Regions from separate parts of the Homo sapiens genome. Here region 2 is linked to region 1. Evidence: chromatin loops called from intact Hi-C (ENCODE). Cell type or tissue: A673. All regions are shown on one strand. Each heading gives the region's core, and the rest is flanking DNA. Links, peaks and the distances in the headings are about the cores only. Region 1 has its middle 19 kb from the start of OR9A2. Region 2 has its middle 130 kb from the start of MIR11400.

Evidence for each region. Hi-C counts contacts between places; a loop is a spot of excess contacts. Peaks named below come from ENCODE experiments on the same cell type or tissue, not always from the same donor. Only the 100,000 strongest peaks of a DNase experiment are listed, where the experiment ranks them.
Region 2: a loop joins it to region 1, with 3 times the contacts of the local background. A loop is called at or near these places in 21 of 110 quality-filtered maps.

What each region holds. Positions count from the first base shown.
Region 1 is chr7:143,001,560-143,014,112 of GRCh38, forward strand. No RefSeq gene overlaps it. Among named protein-coding and RNA genes, the nearest start is that of OR9A2, 19 kb to the right of the region's middle. In A673, for the core only: CTCF peaks have their summits at 2,089 (motif pointing left), 2,298 and 6,523 (motif pointing right); DNase peaks (open chromatin) are centred at 2,062 and 6,562; H3K27me3 peaks cover 600 bases.
Region 2 is chr7:142,598,116-142,610,668 of GRCh38, forward strand. It overlaps TRB, the pseudogene TRBV16 and TRBV17. Among named protein-coding and RNA genes, the nearest start is that of MIR11400, 130 kb to the left of the region's middle. In A673, for the core only: CTCF peaks have their summits at 5,928 and 6,129; a DNase peak (open chromatin) is centred at 5,966; H3K27me3 peaks cover 1,339 bases.

The DNA.
Region 1 (12,553 bases), core at 1,874-9,873:
AGATTTAAAAAATACTATTGATTTTTAAATTGTGATTGTATCATTTTTATGGATACACTTAGAGGAGAATTGATATCTTTGTATTGTTTACTCCACCTTTCCATTTGCTCAAATCTACTTTTGTGTCTTTCAGGAGCATTTTTTTAAATGTCAATCTAGTTTAAATGTAAATCTTTACTTGTTAAGCTTATTCCTAATAATGTTATATTTCTTTGCTTTTGCTTTTGTAAATGAGGTTCTTTCCTTCCATTATATTTTCTAACTTAATGTGTTTTATATGTGAAGTCTTTTGACTCTCAATATAAATTTTGTGCCCAGCCACATTGGTTTTTTACTTTATTTTGTTGAGATTTCCAGATAAACAAATTATTTAAAATTCATGTTAATCTTTTTTTCTCCTCCTTTTTAACATCTTGGCCCTGCATTTTTTTTCTCTTGTCTAATTGCATAGGCTAACATGCCAGAAATTTTAATTAGTTTACATAGAGATGCAGTACATAAATTTAAATTGAAGATCTGTCATTACATAAGACAAAGGGTATGTGTGTTATTATTTATTTTAGATTGGTCCATCCTCTCACCAGGAGCTCAGGCAGCTGTTAAACTCTGGAAAGAGGGCCTAAAAAAGATAGGGGTATGGATAATGGAAGCCCTGCATAAATTCTAAGCAAAGTGGCAGAAAGCACTTTCTAACCCACCATCCTGCCTCGAGGGAGGGCAAAGACTGATGTTAATGTCTTTGCTGACCTCTTCTGGCAAATCTGAAGTTAGCCAGAAGATGGAAGATTTGATTGGTTATTTTTTTCACTTCGATTTCATATGATCACAAAGTCCCTGGGTTTGCCTGATTCGCCTGTTTGAAAAGATTTTTCAATATCCCAGAAGTTGTTTTTAAAGTCCACACTTTCTTTAACCTCTCAGTATTCTTCTTTTCTTCCTCCTCTTTTATAAAATATTCAAAGCTTTATCTCCCTTCCTTCTCTCACATTTTTGGCTGTTCAAATATCTCTTATCCACCATTATCTTCCCCAATTGACTTTATTTCTGAGCTCCAAATTCATGCAGTCCTTGGAAACAGGGCAAATAAATGGGAAGTCAGTTTGCATGTGAAAACTGATCAGCTTGGCTGGAACAGTTTCAGTGGACAGTGGCAAGGAGAATCCAACTTGCTGCGGATTAAAAAAAAATGCATGGGAAGTATGGAAATAATAACAGTGGGTATGTACTTGTATTTCAAAAGCTTTGCAGGAAAGGAGATATAAGATTGGATGGTAACGTAATGGTTAAACAAGGATAAGAAAAGGGCATTCGTTCATTCATTCACTCATTGTTTAGGGTGTGCAGTGGCCCTGCAAATGCCCCTCTCACATCTCTAACGACAGGGAGCATAGCTGACTGGCAGCCCTAGCTGCTATGCTCCAAAATCCTTCTCATGTCTTAGTTAGGTCATGCTTCCCACAGACTGCTCCTAGCTAATGACTGTGGCTGGCAGGGAGCCACTCAGGTAAGCAATGTAAACTCAAGAAGAACTCGGTGCACTTGTTGGACTTTGTTAGAGCTGCACTGCAATCGCAGACTCTTCCACTCAGTCTTCCCACCTTGACTCTCTCCTTCATAATGCTCACGCCCCCATCACTATCTGATGGCTCTCGCTGCCTTCCCAATGCCAGGCTTCTTCCTTCTTCTCCCTCTGTATTTTCCCAAAGAAATTGCTCAGACTTCTGATCCTGCTGGGTGTCTCCTTCTTGGAAGACTCAGCCTACCACAGAGTGGAATAGCCTGGAGCAGGTTTGTAGGGTAAGAGTAGAGGTGAGAAAAGAGTGCTTTACTTCCCATTTCTCAATTGCAGATTTCTTCCCAAATTTTCTAGTCTTTGTCTGTCTGCCAGACTGGTGTGCTGCTGTCTTGCTACACCTTCCCGTCTTTGCATTTTCCTGATGTGACCCTTTACCTTGTCCCAATTCTGAACTTTCTATCTAGCTTTCAACCTAGGTAGACCAAAGGCATCTGAGCAACATCGGTGTACTCCGAGGAAGGCAGCCATCTTCTCCTAGGGTTTTGTTTCGGCTGCTGAAATATTGCCCTCTTGTGGTTGCCTCTATAATGACATATGAAAATTAACATTTTCATATGTCATAGAATTTCAAGGCCACAAGAAATAGGCATTTAGTACCAAAATAATTTAAAGAAGTGCCAGACACAGATCTGTAAGACATTAAAAATGCCATGACAATCCATTGGCCTTTGTTTCACCAGCAACCCATGCTATAAAGAAAAAGAGTGTTTACTAGAGGGAGGAAATTCACGGGAGTAGAGTTTTATAGCTCCTTCTCCCACATGCCCTAGGCAAGGAAAGGCCGTCTCCAAGAGGCTTAGGTCCTTTACTTATCCTATAGAAGTTAGGTCTGTTTCTTAGCCACTTCCTGGTTGAACACAAAGTCCCAGAAGACCCACCCTGGTGCCCCTAGGGGAGTGACATGGTGAGAGAAACTCAGGAAGCAATGTAGCCAAACCCAGGTTCAGCTGCTCACTGCTCAAAAGCCCAGCATGAGACACGAATTGGTGGGAGGAAAAGCATGTTCATTCGGAGAGCCAGCAAACCGAGACGATGATGGAATTGCATCTTAAAGTACCATCTTAAGTCGGTACAAATTGTACCCTTTTTATGTTAATGCTGGAGGAGGAGGAGGGGGTTGGGATGGAGAGGTGACCAATGACCTCAGACATCCGGGCACCAGCGAGGGTCTGAGGAGGCGGGGAACTTTCTTGTCTTCGGTCAGGTCATGATGCTCCTATAAATCTTTAACAAAACTTCATGCAATTGTTTACATAAGTCTCCTTTAATCCCAGAGTTAGTTTTTAAAACTACATGATTGCCGTTTTTGCGTAATATCTCAGTGCTCTAAAATTATCCTAGCCTACATGCAGGCATGGGTAAAGGTCCCTGAAACAAAAATGGAGTTAGTTATGTTAGTTCTCTTGCTGTTTCACTGTTACAGCAATGAACACCTACCTTCAGAGTCTGAGAGAGCAAAGAGTCCTCTTGCCTTATTAGTGGGAAGTTATGATAGCAAGCTGGTATTCCTATCATTGATAGGGCAAAAGGGGCCACGTGGATGCCATGGGAATGATGAACCTTGGTGAAGGTTCCTGGCCCAAAAGTGGTACCTCCTCAAATGAGACCCCAGCACTGAGAGGCTGTAAGTTTAACAAGCACAGGAATTGAAGGGGATCACAAGGCAATGTGAAATGCAGGTGTTCCTACAAGGTATCTAAAGAATCCACAAATGCACCCAGTAAGAAAGATACCGTTTGGATGCTTGCCCCGCAAAAGGGCATCAGCAGCTAGGGATGGGACAAACAGCTCCAGGCAAGTGAAGAGACATCATCCCCTTCCCCTTGACCTCCTCTTCCCTGTCTTAATACCATAGGATCCAGGCAAAGATGGGGGATTGGAGTAGATGAGTAAGGAGGAGTGAAAAGAGCAAACCATTTCTGCTCTCCACCTGCAGGTCTCTAAATAGCCAGTCAGCTCTGATCAGTGGAAAAGAAGTTCTTTAAATTGGATTCAATATTGAAGTTCTAATATAGATTGAAAAGCACAGTTTAACACCTGATAATGGGTCTTCATGAACACTATGAAGGCATTTTTAAGCAAAGCAAGGAAAATTACAGGATCTGCCCTAAATGTGACAGGGGAAGGACAGGGAGATCTGATGGAGCCTGTTGGAGGCAAAGAGAGAGGGAAAAATAAGGTTTTGTCCTATTTCTATCCCATTGAATTTAGCACATTTAATAAATCGACTACACACACCTTAAAACGTCCTTACATAATACAGGATGAATGAAAAGGTTCTGCCAATGAAGTGAATTGAAGTATTGTCAGGGCCCTTTAAGGGAACCCTATATCTTATTCCTAGTTCATGTCACTCCTCTTTAGGGACAAGGATCTTCCAGTGCCTGGGGCTTCTCTAATTTTGTGGACGTCAAATTGTGTAACCCTTATAACCCTTACAGATTCCTGTATTCCCTAAGGCCACTCTTAAGGAGCTCATACAGGGAACAGACAGATTTCTTCTTCTCTTGATCTCAAAAAGCATTGCTCGTGATCGTTTTTGATACTTCAAGACTGCCATATTCTTTCGGATCTGGCCAATGCTGTGTACGTTCAGGAGCATGAAAAGCATATTGTTGCATTTCAACATCACATATAATTTTAAAACTAGTTAGTTACAATAAATTAATGGTTGCTTGGCAACCAAAGAGCTGAGGTTTTGAAAGGAAGTACTCTATTACTGTTCAAATTAGAACAGCAAGACTTGTTGAAATATTCTGAGTTCTGTTGAATTCCTTATGATGGAACCAAACCCAGGGAAAAACAAGGGAACACTCACATTTTACAGCTCAGTTAATTTTAGGAGAGTAGAGAGGAAGTAAATTGCATCTCATCTCCTAGCTTGGGTTGGAACTGCCCAATTTAAGAACAAGTACTAATTAGCTGAAAGTAAAGCTCAGCTGTGACTTGGCTAAAAATGGGACCTCTTGCAAAAATGTACTTAAAACTGCGTGTGATAGATCTGATTCACTTTGCATGTGAAAACTGGACTCATACTGACAAAACAACGTGTGGGGGAAAGAGTTTGGGAGCATTTTTAAGACTTCAAGATGTTTGTTAGAGAAATGACCATCTAGTTTGCCCATAATGTAACCAGAAATAAAATCCAAACTGACATTTTGGCCCAGAGTCTTGATGAGTATCTCTAGCCAACATTCACTTGGTTGGCTAATGGTCAATCTAATAACCAAGAAATAGAACTGGATATCAGAACAACAGTTTTGATAAAATAAAGGAAAGGAAGACAGGCTGGATAATTCGGAGCTTTCTAACAGGGTTTTGGAAATGTGCATAAAGTTTTGGAGAAAATTTAACCAATCGTTTTGAAGCCTTCCATTAGTAGCAACTCAAAACTATTCAAAAGACTGAATGGTGAATTAACTCATTTTATTTTGAAACTCCTCTGTGCTTAGCTTTTGACTGAATTTAAATTTCTGTTGGAGCAAGCTAAGTTGTTTTAATTTTGATGTTCAAGTCAATTAACCTCTTATTGTGACTTTTTGCCTTAGTTATACAAATAAAATTTTATATAATGTTGGAGACTCAATCATTTTGATGCTGACATTTCTTAATCCTACACATGGTCACATACCCTGGAAAGATATACAAGGCTCTGAAAACACAGCTGCCACGGGGAAGTGAGATTGGATGGCTGGGAAAGAGATTGCTTTTCATGTTATTTGTTTTCACGTGGTCCTATACTTGTGTACTTTTTGAACTTTATGCCATATGAATTTATTAATAATTTGACAAATCAATTTAAAACCAACTTTAAAATCAAATTTCAAATGCATGTGGTTCAAAGAAAAGCACCATGATAGAATTGAAAGAACAGGATCTGGAATTAGGGACCTGAATTTGAATCTCCTCTTGGCGTTTGTGTAGTTAGGAGAACTCGGGCAAGTTACCTGACATCTCTGAATCCCTGTTTTCCTTATCCTTAACGTGGGACAGAGTATTTAATTTACATGGTTTGGTGAGGACAAGGCAGGTAATATCTCTCTGACAGACCTACTTCATGGCATGTGCTCCATGGACTGGTTATATTATTGGTAGCATTCAATATATTCAGTAAAAACAGTATAATGTGTGCCTTCTGTAATCCCCAAGGAGACAGTAAATGTGTTGGTAACATCCCAGTTAAATGCGTACCTGAGAACAGGATTTTCCCAGACATAGCAACATGGGTTTACAGTTTTAACCATTTCACCAACCTCTGCCCCAGGCTCTTCTGGAGGGAATCAACACAGCATTGAATCCCTTTCAATTAACCTTTCTTCTTAAGATCATAGTTCTATCAAACTTTTAAAAATTAGTTAAATTGGCCAGGAGCGGTGGCTCACGCCAGTAATCCCAGCACTTTGGGAGGCCGAGGCGGGTGGATGACCTGAGGTCAGGAGTTCGAGACCAGCCTGGCCAACATGGCGAAACCCCATCTCTACTAAAATAAAAAAAATTAACAGGGCCTATTGGCAGTTGCCTGTAATCCCAGCTACTCAGAAGTCGGAGGCAGGAGAATAGCTTAAACCCGGGAGGCGGAGGTTGCAGTGAGCCAAGATCGCGCCACTGCACTCCAGCCTGAGCAACGAGAGCGAAACTTCGTCTCAAAAAAAAAAAATAGTTAAATTGTGTTTCCCTATTCATGGAAATCATTCTGCTATTATTCTCAGTGAGTGTCTTGGTTCGTGGGTCTCCCTCAAACCATTTTTTAAAATTTGATTTGCTTCAGAATGTCTCTTATTTTTGTTTCAAGTTTTCAAAAAATTGTCCCCGATATTTTCGATCTTTTGTGTTTTTTACTCTCCCCCTCACTCTGGCAATAAGCACAGGCTCTGCCCCCTTTCTCCCTTCATCCTCCGGGGAACAGGCTTTGCAGTCGGAGGCCTGAGCGCCCCGGTACCTCCGCTGCACTACGTAGAGCTGCCACCAGGTGGAGCTGAATCCACACCTCTGAGACCGCACACGCCTCTGACACTTGGCATCGTGGCCTCTCTGGGTCCTGATTCTTTGGAAGGTAGGCGGTAACAACAAACTGTTAATAAAAATTAATTAACTTGGAAAATGAGAAAAATACAATGATAGCAGAAACTATCTCAAGCAAAAATCATTTCATATAATCTCGTCGCTGTAATTAGCAGCATCCACGGAAGACGGTGGCTTCCTCTCATATAGATCCAGTTTAATACCCCAGGCTCAGCCCATTAGTCTCTCCTTCACCTCATTCGTTCTGCAGTGTGTTCCTCTGAGCGCCTCATAGTCACACATCTGCAGGCAGTGCACAATGCCTTTTGCACACGGTCGAGGTCCTTGAACTGAGTACTTTGTGCATGCTATTGGCCTGGAGATTACACAGGCTGCAGAACATGGCTGGCTTGGGAAAGGCAGCACACGGTGGCTACCAAACTCCTTCAGCGGCAGAATTCCCCTAACAAATTGTGAGAATCCCCCACTTGACGCTAAAAGTTATTAAATGGATCCTTTTTATCCCTTCGTTGAGAAAATTCATGCAATACAAAAATTGCAAAATCAGCAATACTCTTCAATGGGTGGGCATTTTCTTTGTAAGAGCATCAGCTGCATACGCTTGAATGTAGCCAGTATTATTTAGTCAGCGCATTGGCAGTGGTTTGTGAGCACCTCACAATAGTGGCTGGGAAACCTCAGGGTAGCTCTTTGGCATCAGCTAGAACCAAGTTGAAATACAATTTCTGTCACTTTCAAGATGTTTCTTAACCTCTGTGGCCCTCACGCTCTTCACCTGTAAAGTGGAGATAATAACCTTTTCTTAGCAAGGCTATTGTATTATAAATAATGTGTGTGATGGATGAAACTGGAGGTCATTATCTTAAGTGAAACAACCAAGACACAGAAAGACAAATACTGCATGTTCTCATTTATAATTGGGAGTTAAATGATGTGCTCACAGAGTGTGGAATAATAGACAATGAAAACTCAGAAGAGTGGGGAGGAAAAGAAGGATGGATGATGGGAAATTACTTAATAGGTACAATAAACATTACTTGAGAGATGGATACCCTAAAAGCCCTAACTACTATGCAATCTATGCATTTAACAAAATTATCTCCTAAATTTAATACAATTTTTTAAAAAAAGCAATAATGTATGCAATGTCTTCATCATGACGGCTGGAAGTATGTTGTCAGTAATGGTAGTCATTATTGCTAAAAGCTAAGTTTCACTCCTAAGCAGCTTTGCTGTTTCTGTGGTATTTAGAGTCTCTCCCATCCTTGCCTACTGGACCCCAGCTTTTCTGCCCTAGTGTCAGCCAGCTGAGCTAGTGTCCCCCGGAATTTGCATGCATGAACTCTCCCTAGCTCCACCAGCCCCTGCCTCTGTTCCTTGTTCCCCAGCCCTGACTTTGTGAATCTTCCTTTCACGGCCTCAAGTCGTCTCCAGTTCTGCTCTAAGCTGAATCATCCTTTCTAATGTATAGTCCTTTCTTCCTTACTCAGTCCCCAAGTCTCCTTCCATCTGTCTCTGTCCCTCCACACATTGAATGGTCTTCAGTTACCTTGATATCTACTCACATGTCTCTCCATCTTCCCCATCTCTCCAATTTCCCACTCAAATTTATATCAACACATCATACATTTATTTTAGCTCAAGGGAAAAAAATATAAATATAATCCATATAAATAAGACACTGGCCCATTTACATCATTAGACAAGTCATTCTTTCTAATTATTTTTTTCATCTGAAACTTCTTCTAACACCTTAATTTTGCACGCTGACTTTAGAAGTGTTTACTTGTATATTTCAACTCGTAACGCCGCATGGTCTACGCATACAGCTTATACTCTCGCTCCCCCCATCACACACAACATTCTAGAAGCATTACTCACCATAATACCACCTTTCTTTCTAGAAAGGCCCAAAAATCACTGCTGCAACATTTTTGATCTGGGCCTCTTCTCTCTTAACATGGCCTGGGTCTCGAGCTTTCTGCAAAGCAGCAGATCTTCGTACACACAGGGGAACAGAGCGGCAGTCAAAAGGCTTGATCAGGCAGCTGTCCGCTGCACTGTGGCCCCTGCCTCACCCCAGGTTTCTGCTTCTGTCGTGCCCAGCCTGCCCTTGGAAGGGCTGGGTAATCTTACTTTGAGTTTGTAGTCTTGCTTATAGATTAATGAACAGACTCCTTCATTTATCAACATTCACTTATTTATGTTTCCTTCCTTTCATATTTTAGTTACACTTTCTGCACCCTGGGAAATTCTTTTTAGGATCTGACTATGAATCTTCCTCTATTTCCATTGGTTCCCTGAGCAATCTAACCAACTTGCAATCTTTGTTACTGTTAATTTGCCTATGACATATAGATATATATATTATTATATACATATTCTTTCCCTTGCACCTTTTCCTATTACATATATATTTTTATGTGTATCATATATAACACATATATATGTATTATATCTATAATATATGTTATATATAATATCCTATGAAAATATATATGGATCATATATATATAATAGGAAAAGGCGTAAGGGAAGGGAAAATAATCCATATATGTTTTCTTGGTTGGGCGCAGTGGCTCACACCTGTATCCCAGCACTTTGGGAGGCTGAGGCAGGTGGATCACGAGGTCAGGAGTTCGAGACCAGTCTGGCCAACGTGGTGAAACCCCGTCTCTACTAACAACATAAAAATTAGCCGGGTGCAGTGGTGCATGCCTGTATTCCCAGCTACTTGGGAGGTTGAGGCAGGAGAATCACTTGAACCCAGGAGGCGGAGGTTGTGGTGAGCCGAGATTGCACCACTGCACTCCAGCCTGGGCAACAGGGCGAGACTCCAACTCAAAGAAAAAAAAAAGAATAGATATGTGTGTTCTTTCCCTTGCACTGTTTCCTCCCTAGTCTACCTTCTGTTTTGTCATTCAGCAGACCCAAGCTCAATTCCTAGCACGGACATGACTAACCATGTAACCAATGATTTATTGTCCAAATTCAAAGAAAAAAGAAATCCAAAGATCAAAGAAAAGTGTAGATGATCTCAGATGGCTCTTCCACCTCTGAAGCTTATGGCCAGATGTGAACCTGCTCCTTTAAATGTGAACCTCCTCCTTATGGCCGGATGTGAACCTGCTCCTTAAATGTGAACCTCCTCTTTATGGCCGGATGTGAACCTGCTCCTTAAATGTGAACCTGCTCCTTAAATGTGAACCTGCTCCTTATGGCCAGATGTGAACCTGCTCCTTTAAATGTGAACCTCCTCCTTATGGCCGGATGTGAACCTGCTCCTTAAATGTGAACCTGCTCCTTAAATGTGAACCTGCTCCTTATGGCCAGATGTGATCCTGCTCCTTTAAATGTGAACCTCCTCTTTATGGCCGGATGTGAACCTGCTCCTTAAATGTGAACCTGCTCCTTAAACGTGAACCTGCTCCTTATGGCCAGATGTGAACCTGCTCCTTTAAATGTGAACCTCCTCCTTATGGCCGGATGTGAACTTGCTCCTTAAATGTGAACCTGCTCCTTATGGCCAGATGTGAACCTGCTCCTGTATTTTTTATGTTCTTCATCTCCTAAGAAGTGGTCCCTCTCATAGTCACAGGAGTGGATACCTGACCTAAGCTCATACAACTCAGAATGGGTAGAGCTGAGACTTGGGCCTAAGTCTGGCTGTAAATTCCATGTTTTTCCACGAATTGTTTTCCAATGATGAGACGAAATTCAGGGGAAAGAATCTGGGCCTCTGAGAAAGCTACTCTTCTGCACTTATAGCCTCTCCAGAGTAGTTTTCTGATCAAATTTTAAAGTGTTCTGGGAGGCTTCAGGAAAGTAGCTCATCCGTGAGAAAGAAAGAAAATAACCTGGCAGAAGCTGGTTACCTTCTGAAATCCCAACTCCTGAGCGGGGAGTTCTTGCTTGTAAGATCGCTTTCTGAATGTCCTCATGGTTGACTTAACATCAGCTGAGTCTTCTATGAAATGTCTATTTAACGTGACTAGAAATGCATGCCAAGAGATTAACGCTGAGCGGGGCCAAGTCCCAGCTGAAAACGGGTGTAAGACGCAGGGGACCCAAGATTTTCTGCCTGATGATACTTACTTTTCTTTCAAACATGAAATAAAACATACCCCCCACAGGGGATCCACCCTTCTTTTGCTCCCCCATCTAATTAGAAAGATTGACTTGTCTAATGATATAAATTGGCCAGTATCTTCTTTATATGGATTATCTTTATAATTTTTCCCTTGAGTTAAAATAAATGTATGATGTGTTGATATAAATTGGAGTGGGAAATTGGAGAGATGAGGAAGATGGAGAGAGTTATGAGTAGATATCTATCTAAGTTACTTATTTCCCCCTCCAGGCCCAGTTGGCTGTTCCTCCTCTGTGCTGCCATGCTCCCCTGCACACTCCTCTGTGGGGTGCTTGTGACCATGTGCTGTTCACTGACTCGTCCCTCTCCGTCACTGTACTGAGCTCTTGGATGGATGAGCTGGATTTCATCTCTGAGTTCTCAGTGCCTAGCATAAGGCCTGATGCTGAATGAGTATTCATTCAGAGTGTGTATGTGCGTGTGTGCGTGTGTGTGTGAGAGAGAGAGAGGAAGAAGGAGAGGGAGAATGGGGGGTGGAAGTGAAGGGGAAAAGAGAAAAGTAAAAAGGGGAAAAGGGAGAAGAAAAGAAGTAAAAAATGAAGGAACGAGGCCAGGCGCAGTGGCTCATGCCTGTAATCCCAGCACTTTGAGAGGCCACGGTGGGTGGAACACCTGAGGTCAGGAGTTCGAGACCAGCCTGGCCAACATGGTAAAACCCTGTCTTTACTAAAAATACAAAAAGTAGCCGGTCATGGTGGTGGGTGCCTATAATCCCAGCTACTCAGGAGACTGAGGCAGGAGAATAGCTTGAATCCAGGAGGCAGAGGTTGCAGTGAGCCGAGATCATGCCATTGAACTCCAGCCTGGGTGACAGAGTGAGACTCAGTCTCAAAAAAAAGAGGGAACGACTGTGAGATACGTCTGGATCAGCACTTCATTCCTTACCTGACTCCTGTAGATTTCTCTAATAAGAGGCCCATTCATGGTGCTTTGGATCTCTGGGAATAAGTTTTAACTCACATATTACTCTATACCACAGCCCTCGACATATCTGAATATTCCTCTGTCTCCAGTGATGGTTACTCATGTAGATGGCTGTAGGGGAAAAATCGGGGAACTGCTACTAGACATACTTGTCATGGTGTCGCAGGGCCCTACCTCTGGTGCCTCAGATTCCTTTTCGTTTGATAGATCGTGGGTCTGTGGACTAGCTCAAATCTGGAGATTTGGCAAAGGATCCTGACTTTCCAGTGGGGTGACTGTCCTTAGCCTTTTTCTTCTACATTCTTGATCTCTTTCAGTTATGTATATTCAGCAGAACTCTTGTTAGCTGCCCACACAGCCTGCCTCAAGAACACTATGTTCTGTGAGCCATCTCCAAAGATCCCTGCAATTCAGCCTGCTCCTATCTACCAGTTCAACCTTTCTGCCCAATAGGGTAAGTCCACCCGCTTTGCATCTGACAGTTAAGCACTGCCACCTGGCCTCTGCTGTTCTAGTTATCCATGTCCCCTTGCTACTAGAGAACTCAGTTCTGTAACAGCAGCTCCTAACATAATCCACCCCAGCTAATACTTTCTTTTACAGCACATTCTTTTTAATCATCTTGCTAGGCAGAGTGTCCTCCAGGTCTCCTTGGGAACATGATCAGCCGATAGGCTTTTCGGTCTTACATAGTAGATCCATTATAGCATTTCCACTCTTCTAAGCCTTTTGATCCTTTCCTTTATCGTCTTCCAAGGCAATTTTTGGCATCTCCGCTTAATTTAATGAAGGATGTTACTTTTTCCAAGCTTCCATGAGTCAGCAAATAGCATATATTTGACTCATTTTCCAAGCTCCTTGCCAGCGTATTAAATCCTGCA
Region 2 (12,553 bases), core at 2,272-10,271, 400 kb before region 1:
TGTCATCGAACTCCCTCATGGGCTCAGTCTCCAACTCCTGTCTGCTTTCTTTACAGGTTCTCCTGGTGAAGAAGTCGCCCAGACTCCAAAACATCTTGTCAGAGGGGAAGGACAGAAAGCAAAATTATATTGTGCCCCAATAAAAGGACACAGTTATGTTTTTTGGTACCAACAGGTCCTGAAAAACGAGTTCAAGTTCTTGATTTCCTTCCAGAATGAAAATGTCTTTGATGAAACAGGTATGCCCAAGGAAAGATTTTCAGCTAAGTGCCTCCCAAATTCACCCTGTAGCCTTGAGATCCAGGCTACGAAGCTTGAGGATTCAGCAGTGTATTTTTGTGCCAGCAGCCAATCCACAGTGTTAAATATTAGCTAATCTTAGGACACAGACTCATCACGGACTCAGCTCAGGAAGCAGGTGGTATACTAGGTTGGAAGGAAATAACAGAAACTAGAGCTAGCTTAAGCCAAAGGGGAATGTATTATAAGGCTAAATGTATGTCCCATAGAACCACAAAGCAAGAACACAGGAACTTCCCAGAAATAAACTGCAATGAAACCTTAGAACCGGTGGCTCGCGCCTGTAATCCCAGAGCTTTGGGAGGCCGAGGCGGGAGGATCACAAAGTCAGGAGATCAAGACCATCCTGACTAACACGGTGAAACCCTGTCTCTACTAAAAAAAAAAAAAAAAAAAAATAGCCGGGCCTAGTGGTGGGCGCCTGTAGTCCCAGCTACTCGCTACTCGGGAGGCTGAGGCAGGAGAATGGCGTGAACCGGGAGGCGGAGCTTGCAGTGAGCCGAGATCGTGCCACTGCACTCCAGCCTGGACGACAGAACGAGACTCCATCTCAAAAAAACAAAAAACAAAAAAAAACCTTAGAACCATGGCATGGCTGATTGACAACTCATTTTTTATATACCTTGTCGGCCTCATTCTTTTATTATAAGTTGTCTTTTCTGTTTCTTAGGTCTTACAGTGATTAGAAAATTGCAGATTTAGGTGTTAGCCCTCCAGTCAATTGAGACCAACGTGACTTTCTCTCATGCTAGATTACAAATCCAGGGTGCAGGGGGAAAAAATGTGATCCTGCTTTACTCAAGAATGGGCTCGTGGAAATCCAAGGGAATTGAATTATTTTGAACAAGATAGTATCTGGGAGTCTGTCCCTCTGACCTTGTGGACCAAGGATTTCAAGGGGTGGAATCCAGTCAGAACATCCAATAGGCACCCATCACAAGTGAGAAGTTGGGGATAATACATTTTCTGGAATATAGAGACCTTGGGAAAAGAGAAGAGTTTGGAGAGGGGATCAAAACCTTATTATTTAGAACAATATCAGACCACGTAAAGAGTCTGGTTAATCTCTCTTTAAGAAATTAAACCGGCCAGGTGTGGTGGCTCACGGCTATAATCCCAGCACTTTGGAAGGCCAAAGCAAGCAGATCACCTGAGGTTGGGAGTTCAAGATCAGCCTGACCAACATGAAGAAACCCCATCCCTACTAAAAATACAAAATTAGCCAGGTGTGGTGGCACATGCCTGTAATCCCAGCTACTTAGGAGGCTGAGGCTGAAGAATTGCTTGAACCTGGGAGGGGGAGGTTGTGGTGAGCCGAGAGCGCACCACTGCACTCTAGCCTGGGCAACAAGAGCGAAACTCTGTCTCAAAACAATAAATAAATAAATAAAATAGAAGGAATAAAAAGAAATTAAACCTAGATAACACAAAAAGCATGTTCATTTTAAGTGTGACAACTTCAGATCCTACAAATTCACTAATTGGCCTCTATGGCACTGAAGGAGAACAGATTAATGTACTCTTGGTGTAAAACATATTAATGCACAGAGAATTAAAAGATCTTCAGGTATATGATTCAAATTGTAATGAGGGGCAATGTACTCAACATCAATATTCCTAATGAGGCATTATGGTATCAACTGTACCTAGGCAGGAGACTACACTTATGTTGAGCAGTTATAGAATTCAAAATAACTCTGTTAAAATTTGATAATCCATTCTGTTCACAGATCTGGTCACCACCTAGCATTCGCTTTGAGAGAAGTTCCTTTATTCTCTCCAGTTACATCTGCTCTTATTTCAGTATAAGTTGAACCCAGTTGTCTTACTTCCAGAAGTCCAAAGTTACTTCTTTTCTTGGGAAAAAAATTTACTGTGACTCCTGGAAACAGAAGTTCTCACTTTATCATTTTTCTGATCTATTTAATATTATACCTTCTCATTTTAAGTTCCTTTTCCCGCTCTCCAGAAGTGAGTGTTCCTTAGCGTTCTGTTCTCGGTCCCCCTCAAGCCCAGTCTTGCTGTTGGTGGTCTACATCTTTGCTTTTGTCACAGGGAAGTCACTCCTCTAGATGCTATCTTCAGCTTTTTCTTGAAATATTTCCATTCTACCAAAACTGTTCTCCTAAAGATTAAAATTACGTATTTCCCAGACCAAAAGACGCATGTGTGTTTCTTTGCCTGCTTGATCTCTTTGAAGCTCTTGACAATACTGACCATGCCCTAAGTCCTGAGCATTAATTTTTGCTCAGTTTCATTTACATCATTTTCAACTAGTTTCTCATTTTCTCTCTATTCTTTTTGTTTTCAATGCAGCTCCCAGAAACTAAATCTATCCATTTAATATTCTTTTTCCCAGGAAAATTCTTCTCATTCTATTTAAAGTGTAATATTCTAGTTTAATGGGAAAGTTTTTTGTTGTTGTTGTTTAGCCTTTTAAAAATCTCTACTGAAAAAATTTTGGATATGAAAATTAGCCAGGCATGGTGGCGGGAGCCTGTAATCCCAGCTACTCAGGAGGCTGAGGCAGGAGAATCGCTTGAAACTTGGAGGCGGAGGTTGCAGTGAGCTGAGACTGCACCACTGTGCTCCAGCCTGGGCAATGGAGAGAGACTCCATCTCAAAAAAAAAAAAAAAAGAAAAGAAAAGAAAAAATTGTGAAATGTGGTCTGAGACAACTTTTCTCAGTGTCACCTGAGGCATGGGTTAAACAGGTATATTCTAGGACAGGTTCAGAATTTCAGAGTCGAAATTTCTTGTTGGTGGACTTTAGGAATACGTATCATTGCTCCTGAGTATTTCTGTTAGTGCTGAAGTTCTGCCCCAAGGACTTCGTAAGATTAATAACATCGCAAATCTTCTGTAGTGCTTTAAAATTTTGTTCTTCATTTTTTTATTCTCACTTTCTTCTCTTTCCTTTTCCACTTCCTCTTATGTTTTCCTTAATCTTCAACTTTCCTAAGCACCTGCAAGTGGGATTGGAGCCTTGTTTAACATCGTCCATGTAGCAAAATAAGGATGAGGCCAAATATTTGAACCAAGGATCCCCATCTCCTATGGAAGGTGCCCTGAGGTTGTGGGTGTTGCTGGGGACATGATGTCATGGCCAGATCCTACATCATGCGGCCAAGGGAACCCAGAACTTTCACTGCTCTTTGCTACTGCACATCAGAACCCATCGCTGGGAGTGTCTTGCACTGCCTGACCTCACCATGGATATCTGGCTCCTCTGCTGGGTGACCCTGTGTCTCTTGGCGGCAGGTGGGTCCAGGTATACTTAAACATTTGCATAAAGATGTTTTTGGCTGGGCGTGGTGGCTCACAGCCGTAATCCCACCTTTTTGGGAGGTTGAGGTGAGTAGATCACCAGAGGTCAAGAGTTCGAGACCAGCCTGGTCAACGTGGTGAAACACCTTCTCTACCAAAAAATACAAAAATTAGCCAGGCGTGGTAGTGTGCTCCTGTAGTCCCAGCTACTTGGGAGGCTGAGGTGGGAGGATCACTTGAATCTGGGAGGTAGAGGCTGCAGTGAGCAGAGATCACGACATTTCACTCCAGCCTGGGCAACACAGAGAGACCCTATCTCAAAAAAAAAAGATGTTTTCTTTGGGCTTCCCTTCACCTTCTATGGCTTCCGTCTTCTTCCACAGGACACTCGGAGCCTGGAGTCAGCCAGACCCCCAGACACAAGGTCACCAACATGGGACAGGAGGTGATTCTGAGGTGCGATCCATCTTCTGGTCACATGTTTGTTCACTGGTACCGACAGAATCTGAGGCAAGAAATGAAGTTGCTGATTTCCTTCCAGTACCAAAACATTGCAGTTGATTCAGGGATGCCCAAGGAACGATTCACAGCTGAAAGACCTAACGGAACGTCTTCCACACTGAAGATCCATCCCGCAGAGCCGAGGGACTCAGCCGTGTATCTCTACAGTAGCGGTGGCACTGCATGGCTGAGTCAGTTCCCTCCAGGGTGCAAACCCTCTGGCTGCTCTTCTCCCAGTTGAACTCCAAGAAAACATTTGAAAAAGCCTCTTCCTTATCTTCCTACCCCAGAAGAAAGAAGCGAGTTGATTGTTGTGGCTGCAGCTGCTACCGGGAGAGTACAAGACCATGAATTAAGGTCTTAAATGGTCATGATGGGCACACTGGACAATGGGCTCCTGAAACTACCCAAATACAAAATGAGACATTCTGTGGATCAGGAGGAATCCACATGTTTAGAAGGAAGGGCCCCAGACCAATTTCCAAGTTCAGAGACCAGCTATCTGAGGTTGATATTACTTACCAAAACACAAAAACATTCCTACTGATTTTATCTCAAACACAGTTCTCCTGCAAACTCTTCCCCCACCAACGTACCCCAGCAGAGGCAATGACATGTACATTTATGGAACAGCCTGTTGACTACTGCAGATCCATCTCTTCAATAAGACCAACTTTCCCTGGAGGTCAGTGACTAAACCAAACCGCAAGGCAGACGGCAACACGACCCTCTTAGGGGATGGATGCCAGAGAAACACTGACTAAAATCCCCACTCGGGGACTGTCCTAGCACATTCAGTTCCTCACACAGCTGCCCAGGGGAGCGCGACGTTTTATTCTGTTACTTCAAACACTCATCTGTTCCTCTCTCTCTCTTGCAGGCCCTAGACTCACAGACACTGGAATTAGAGTCAGAAAAATTGCTTTCTAATCCCAAAACTGGTTTTGTTTACTCCCCTTCAGCTGTGAAATCTTGGCAAATGCTCTTACTTCTCTGGGACTCAGTGTCCTCCTCTTCAAAATTAGAGACTTGCTCCACTTAGTCTCTAAGATCTGATACAAATATGATTATTTGACTTGCTATTTATTTATTTATACAAATATTAGAATATTTATGTATACATTTAACATAAATATATTTATATTTAATAAAAACATAAAATTTATAACATTTTATATAAATTTATATCAATAATATATATTTATTGATATACTTATATCACATAAGAGATATATAAATATATGCAAATATATTTTATGTAAATTTTAATACAAATATAAAAAATACATTTTCTATATAAGTATATATAAATACTTATATATAAATGTATTTTATACATTTATATATAAATATATATATAAATATATATTTATATATAAATATATATATAAATATATATTTATATATAAATATATATATAAATATATATTTATATATAAATACAAATACTTATATATATTTATATATAAGTATTAATATATAAATATATGTGTTTATATATTATTATATATAAATAATATATAAATATATGTGTTTATATATTATTATATATAAATAATATATAAATATATGTGTTTATATATTATTATATATAAATAATATATAAATATATGTATTTATAATATTTATCTATTTATCTATCTACAGCTATTTTACACATGTGACAATCAGGGTTGCGATGGAAGACATCACTACAAGCTGGAAAATATGAACATAATTACATATGCAGATAACACAGATCCAGAGACTATCTGATTGCAAGGAACATTATAGATCACCCCTATATACCATAACTTTGAAGCTAATTTGAAATGTGGTTTGTGAAAGTATTATACATTTCCTGCAATCCCCTCCACTGCTGCTAGATGGCAGTAAAGGAACGTGTTAGAAAGTCTGGGGAGGGGACCTCATGATTTATTTACCGCGCAGTCATGATTTACCACGCAATCACGGTTTAGTCTTGTTGTCCTGTCATAATTAATAGTATCCTCTTTCACATACAAAAGTGTCTCAATTTGAACATTAAACTATACGGTCATTGTAGATAATGACACAAATGATAGCATCTCTGTTGAAAGTAAATTGTTTATTAATGTTGCAGTACCTTCATTTCTTTGTTTCGGTTTAATGAAATAGATTTTTTAAATTATAGAATAAATAAACACGAAGCTATAGCATTGGTCTGCTTTTTGTCATTTTACTATTTAAATATATCTCAGCCCTACTTACAGTTTGTATTAGCGATATATGGTGTATGAAGCCTCAACTTAAAAACTCAGCTTGGTCTTCGTAGTGCTTCTGTCACTGTCTGCCCAGCACCCACTGCCTCTCAATGTGTTCCAACGTTTCCCAATTCCTACCTGCTAATAAACCTACCAGGATATTTCCAGACCTATTTTCTCTGTGAAGAAAACCAAGCGACATTGACTTTCCCTCATTCATCTACTAATACATAAATGTCACCACATGCCAGTGACAACGGGGTAAAATAAGTAATAAAAGTGAAATAGGATAAAAGAATTGTTATACATTTATTGGCCTTCCGGAGAAATCCACCCTCTTCTCTCTAGTCTCCTGCGCACCCTGCCAACAATGTCATTGGCTGTAAAAATACCTCATGTTCATTTAACACTCTACAGTTTACTGAGTAATTTGTTGTTTTATTTTCATGCTTTAATTATATGTTTCCAGGTTCTCTGAGCTTTTGAGCTCCTGCTCTTCCCAGATGGGCTTTCATAACAAGGCCAGCCCCTTTCTCTCTCCCCTTCCGCCAGTGCCCATCATTTGAACCAAATTTTCTTCCTGTCTCTCTTACTTGATTCTTTCCCAACCTGTGCCTTCTGTTTGGTCTCTTAAAATATTTCCCTATTCAGTGATAACTCCCTTAATGAAGGCATCTTTATTGACTGCCTTGGAAATCCTCAGAATTATAGAAACATCTTTCATGTCCACCTTGGCATGTTTTATATGTTTCACATATATTTTCATAAATAATAAAAAAGTTATATATTTTCCATACGTAATAAAAATGTCCCTTCAACATGCGTAATATATAACAAGATTAGTGATCTTCCACCTAATGTCTTGGACAATGTGACTTCTGTCTGATAGGTATAGTCTTTGACCCCTACTTACTCATGATTAAAGAAATACCTTTCTCTCAAAGGAACTATCTGTGTTCACAGCGTTAAGTCTCATCCTGGATGCCGCAAGAAGACGTTCAAATGTCCACTGCCCACCCAGGTATGTGATGCTGCCTGCCATGGGTCACTAGAAGGTGATAGTTAAAAGTGTAGGCTCTGGAATCAAACAATGCAGACCACAATTCTGGCTCCTCTGCTCAAATGCTATGTGAACGTGAGCAAGACTGTGAACCTCTCTATGCCTCACTTCCTCACCTCTAAAATGAAGATAATAGTACCTACCTGAGGCTGAGCACAGTGGCTCATGCCTGTAAATCCCAGCATTTTGGGAGGCCGAGGTGGGTGGATCATCCCAGGTTGGGAGTTCGAGACCAGCCTGACCAACATGGAGAAACCCTGTCTCGACTAAAAATACAAAATTAGCTGGGCGTGGTGGCACATACCTGTAATCCCAGCTACTCAGGAGGCTAAGACAGGAGAATCTCTTGAACTCGGGAAGCGGAGGTTGTGGTGAGCCAAGATTGCACCATTACACTCCATCCTGGATGACAAGAGTGAAACTCTGTCTCAATAATAATAATAATAATAATAATAATAATAATACCTACCTGATAGTATTGGGTTAAATAAGATAATTCATGAAAATCCCTAGTGTGGTGCCTAAAACTCAAACGCTAATATACATAGGTTTGGCCTAATATTATGAGGTGTTATTATTTAGGATTGCTGTGCTTCAGCTTTTTGTTGAGTTTCACGGTTTGGCTCTTACTGGACCACTGACAGAAGCAACTCCATGACTGGTTATTCTGTCATTACCCCCAGATACTGTGCGATACCTTCCAAATCTACTACAAACAACGAGTGTGCATTTCTCTTGCTTGTTCCATCCAAGAGGAAAGAGATCTGTCCAGAGATGTCATTCTGCTTCAGTCAACCCAGCCGTGCCAGACAATATCAGCATAAATGTCAAAATTACCATATGTGGTCAACATATGCTGATACTGTGACCATATGCTACATGGGACTTGTTCCCTTAATTGTGAATAAGAGAACTATTCGTGTAGGTGTTATTATCCCCAATTTTATAGGCTCAGAAAGAGTAATAATTGGTCCAATGTCTCACAACTGTATGTTTCATGGCAAAGATTGGAAATGAAGCAATAACTTTTTTCTAGTAAAATTACAAGAATGACCTTAATTTCTTTCTAAGCAAACGTAGTGTATCATCACAACAGTTATGTTAAATCAGCTCAATAATCTCCTAGAAGAACATATTATAATATTCATTAGAGGTGGTATGGGCTTTAAGAGGGAGAAAAAACTAGGCAGGATATTGCTATACGTGAAGTACCATGCTAGATATTTCACATATGGTATTTCATTTCATCCATACCAGCAACCCAAAATTATGTTATTTATCCCTGTTTTACTAACAAAGAAATTGAAGTTTAAGGAGGGTAAGTGCAGGATGAACACTAAGCCAATTGTAGAGCTGGCTTTTGTAATCAGGGATTTTATTTAATTCGATTTGCTCTACTATCATCATGTTGAATTAAGAATGGCAAAGGGCTGGGTGCACTGGCTGACACCTATAGTTCTAGCTACTCGGGAAACTGAGGCAGGAGGGTTGCTTGATCCCAGGAGTTCGAGGCTGCAGTGAGATATGGTCATGCCACCGAACTCCAGCCTGGGTAACAGAATGAGACCCTGTCTCTAAAAATTTAAAAAAAAAATAAGAAATTTTCAAAAAAGAATAAAAATTAAAATATATATATATTTTAAGGCTGGGTGCGGTGGCTCACGCCTGTAATCCCAGCACTTTGGGAGGCTGAGGCGGGCGGATCACGAGGCGGGAAATCAAGACCATCCTGGCTAACATGGTGAAACCCCATCTCTACTGAAAAATACAAAAAATTAGTCGGGCGTAGCGGCGGGCGCCGGTAGTCCCAGCTACTCGGGAGGCTGAGGCAGGAGAATGGCATTAACCCAGGAGGCGGAGCTTGCAGTGAGCTGAGGATCATGCTACTGCACTCCAGCCTGGGCGACAGAGTGAGACTCCCTCTCAAAAACAACAACAACAACAACAACAACAAAAATTTAAAAAAATGTGTGTGTGTGTGTGTGTGTATACATATATATACTTTTTTTTTTTTTTTTAAAGAATGAGAAAGGAACTAGAACAAGCAGAGAGAAAAAGCCCAGGGGCACGACAGCTAAAGGATGACTAATGGAAGTTGAAAATAGGAAGCTGAAAGGTACAGAAATACTGCGGGAAGACAAACTACAAATTATGTGGAGAAAGACAAGAATAAGAACAGTTCCCAGAGGTCTGAACACAGCACATTATGTCTTCTTGCTATACAGTGGCCACCAAACTTGTCAATACTGTAGGCAAATGCTAGTGTCATTGCTTGTGGCTAAGCAGAAATTTTGACACTTGGGAAGGTTGGCATGAGATTGAACAGTTGCCATGGTGACCTGCCATAGATATTTTGATTGATGATGAGTAGACACAAAGTGCCAATGCTTAAGACCTAGCTTCAGATACTTAGGATTTAGTGGAGAGGCTGTTTTGACTATTTCTTTTCTTTTCTTTTCTTTTGAGACAGAGTGTCGCTCTGTCTCCCAGGCTGGATGGAGTGCAGTGGCACGATCTCGGCTCACTGCAAGCTCTGCCTCCCGGGTTTACGCCATTCTCCTGCCTCAGCCTCCCGAGTAGCTGGGACTACAGGCGCCCACTACCATGCCCGGCTAATTTTATGTACTTTTAGTAGAGACCGGGTTTCACCGTGGTAACCAGGATGGTCTCCATCTCCTGACCTCGTGATCCGCCCACCTCGGCCTCCCAAAGTGCTGGGATTACAGGCGTGAGCCACCACGCCCGGCCTGACTATTTCTGACATCTGACTTAGGCTGCACAGGAGGTGGGGTTTCTTGACAGGGAGGAGCTAATGTAGGGACTGTGATGTGCCAGGCTATTTGGGTTGGGGTGGAGAAACCACAGAGAGACAGACATAAGCTCTCTCCCTTATTTATAGGACATACCTACTGGTCCTGCCCTAGGCCCCAGATTCTTTGTTAGTGGCCTTTTCTACTGGGAGCAGGTGGGGCATTCCAGTTTCAGGTGTTCTGGGACCTGGCTTGCAGTTTTTCACTGATGGCTGCATCATTAGGCTCGCTCTTTTGCCCTTTCCTCAGTTCCTGTCTTTTTTTCACTTTCAGTCACCTAGAAACGACAATATCCAATCAGAAGTTGAGAATGAGACAAGTTTGGGAAGACATTGAGGAATGTCTCATATTGTGGTATTGATAAATCTAGAGATGGGGCCACAGCTTGCTTATAGCTGCTTAGAGTAAAATGATTAATCAGAAAAAGTAATTTCCAAGGATTTGTAGTCAGTCTGCCTGAGGCTAATACATTTATTCACAGCAAAATATCTGCTGCCTAAAATGACTCTGCAAGTTACCCCTACAATACCAGCTACTCAGAGTGATGCAATCACCTGGTTGCAATAGGAAATTATCCTGGCTTCAGTTATCTAGTAGAACAGGTGTACATATCAATCTTAGAGCTCTTGAGAAGACCCAGTAGCCCCAGACCCGTGCAATTATATTATAAGCACTCAAGTAACTTCTCAGCTAAAGGAAGAATGATGAAGCAGGAAAGAGAGAAAAATGATTTGTATTTTTTGTGGTTAACTTGCTTAGAAATTTTAGGGAGGATAAACTCAATCTTGACTAATAGGAAATTTAATTAATTTAGAGAGTTATTAAATAATAGCTCCTCCACATCAGGGACTATGATAAATGTTATTAACAACACAAAGAAGAATAAGACTTTCCCTTCTAGGAACATACCATTTAGTGGGAAGAAAGACAGACAGATACACACACACATACACACACACATGCACATACACTTAAACAGAAGTGGTAGAGGCTGAGGGAAATCCCATAAGATAGACATAAAGAAAGTGCTCCATTTGCTCAGAGTTAGAGGTGAAAACCAAGAATATTGGCAGAAAAGAATGTTTTAAAGCAACTTTGAATGATTCTTCCAATGATATTGGAATTAGAAAATGAAGGTTTAGGCAGAGTGGGGAGCAGGACAGTCACTGAAGTGGGAAGGCACACATGGGCTCAGCAAAACCGGAGCACAGTGTAATATCATTAGGGGTGAAGTCAAGAAAAGTAGCTTAAAATTAAGCCATAGAGAATCCAAAGATTTTAAATTTTCTTTTGATTTCAAAAATGATCTTTTCATATTATTGAGCCAGAAAATAATTAAGTCATCTATATATTAGACAAAGTTGTCAAAAGCAACTAAATGGAGGGATGTTAAAATGGGAAAGAAAAAAGCTAGCACATTTAACCTATAGCTAACAATACTGTATTATACACTTAAAAATGTGTTAGCAGGGTAAGTCTCATAGCACAAACAATAAAATAAATTTCTTAAAGAAAAAGTTAACTATTGGAATAGCCTAGACAAGAAATTATGAGGCTTTGAACTGAAACAACAGGAACAGAATTTGAAAGAGGAGAATAAACCCTTGGGATACAGAATGAACAAAATTTTAACACTGTCTGCTGTAAAAAGTGAGGGAGATCAGAGGGATTAAGGTGACCCTTGGATTTCAAGAATAAAAATATGGCCAACAAATCCAGGGAACACAGATGAAAGAGAATATTCAATAAAGAAGACATACAAATTCAAATGGGGTCATTCTGAAATTGTGGCACATTTGAGATATCCTCATATCTATCCTTATAATCAAAACAAACTCACTATCTGCTCATTCTATGACCAGTGACCTCACTCACTGCTGCCTTATACTTCAGGGCTTACACGTAGACACACACACACACAGGCACACACACACACACACACACACACACACACACACACTAAGAAAAGTAGCTTAAAATTAGACCATAGAGAATCTAAAATTTTAAAATTTAGAACAGATCTTCATCTGAGCCAGGAACCATTCATCTATGGCTTCTGTCATTTAATAGAATAAACAAAATCTGCATATGAATCCATGCAGAACTCCAAGTTCAGCATGGTTTCTCACTGTTCTCAGAGCTGGTACCTGAAGCTGCAGGTGTGCATTCTCTGCCACACTCTGTAATGGATGAGTGGAAATTCTTCCATAAAGCTTTTGTCTATTGGGAGCAGGTAAGTCTAGGCAAAGTATGCACAATTTTTTTTTCTGGGATACCCAGTGGAAAAAAATAGAAAAGCATCATTTTTAAAGTACTGAAAGAAAAAAAGTCAACCTGAAACAACCTCATTCTAGCCAGGGCAATTAGTCATTTCAAGAAAATAAGAGACAATC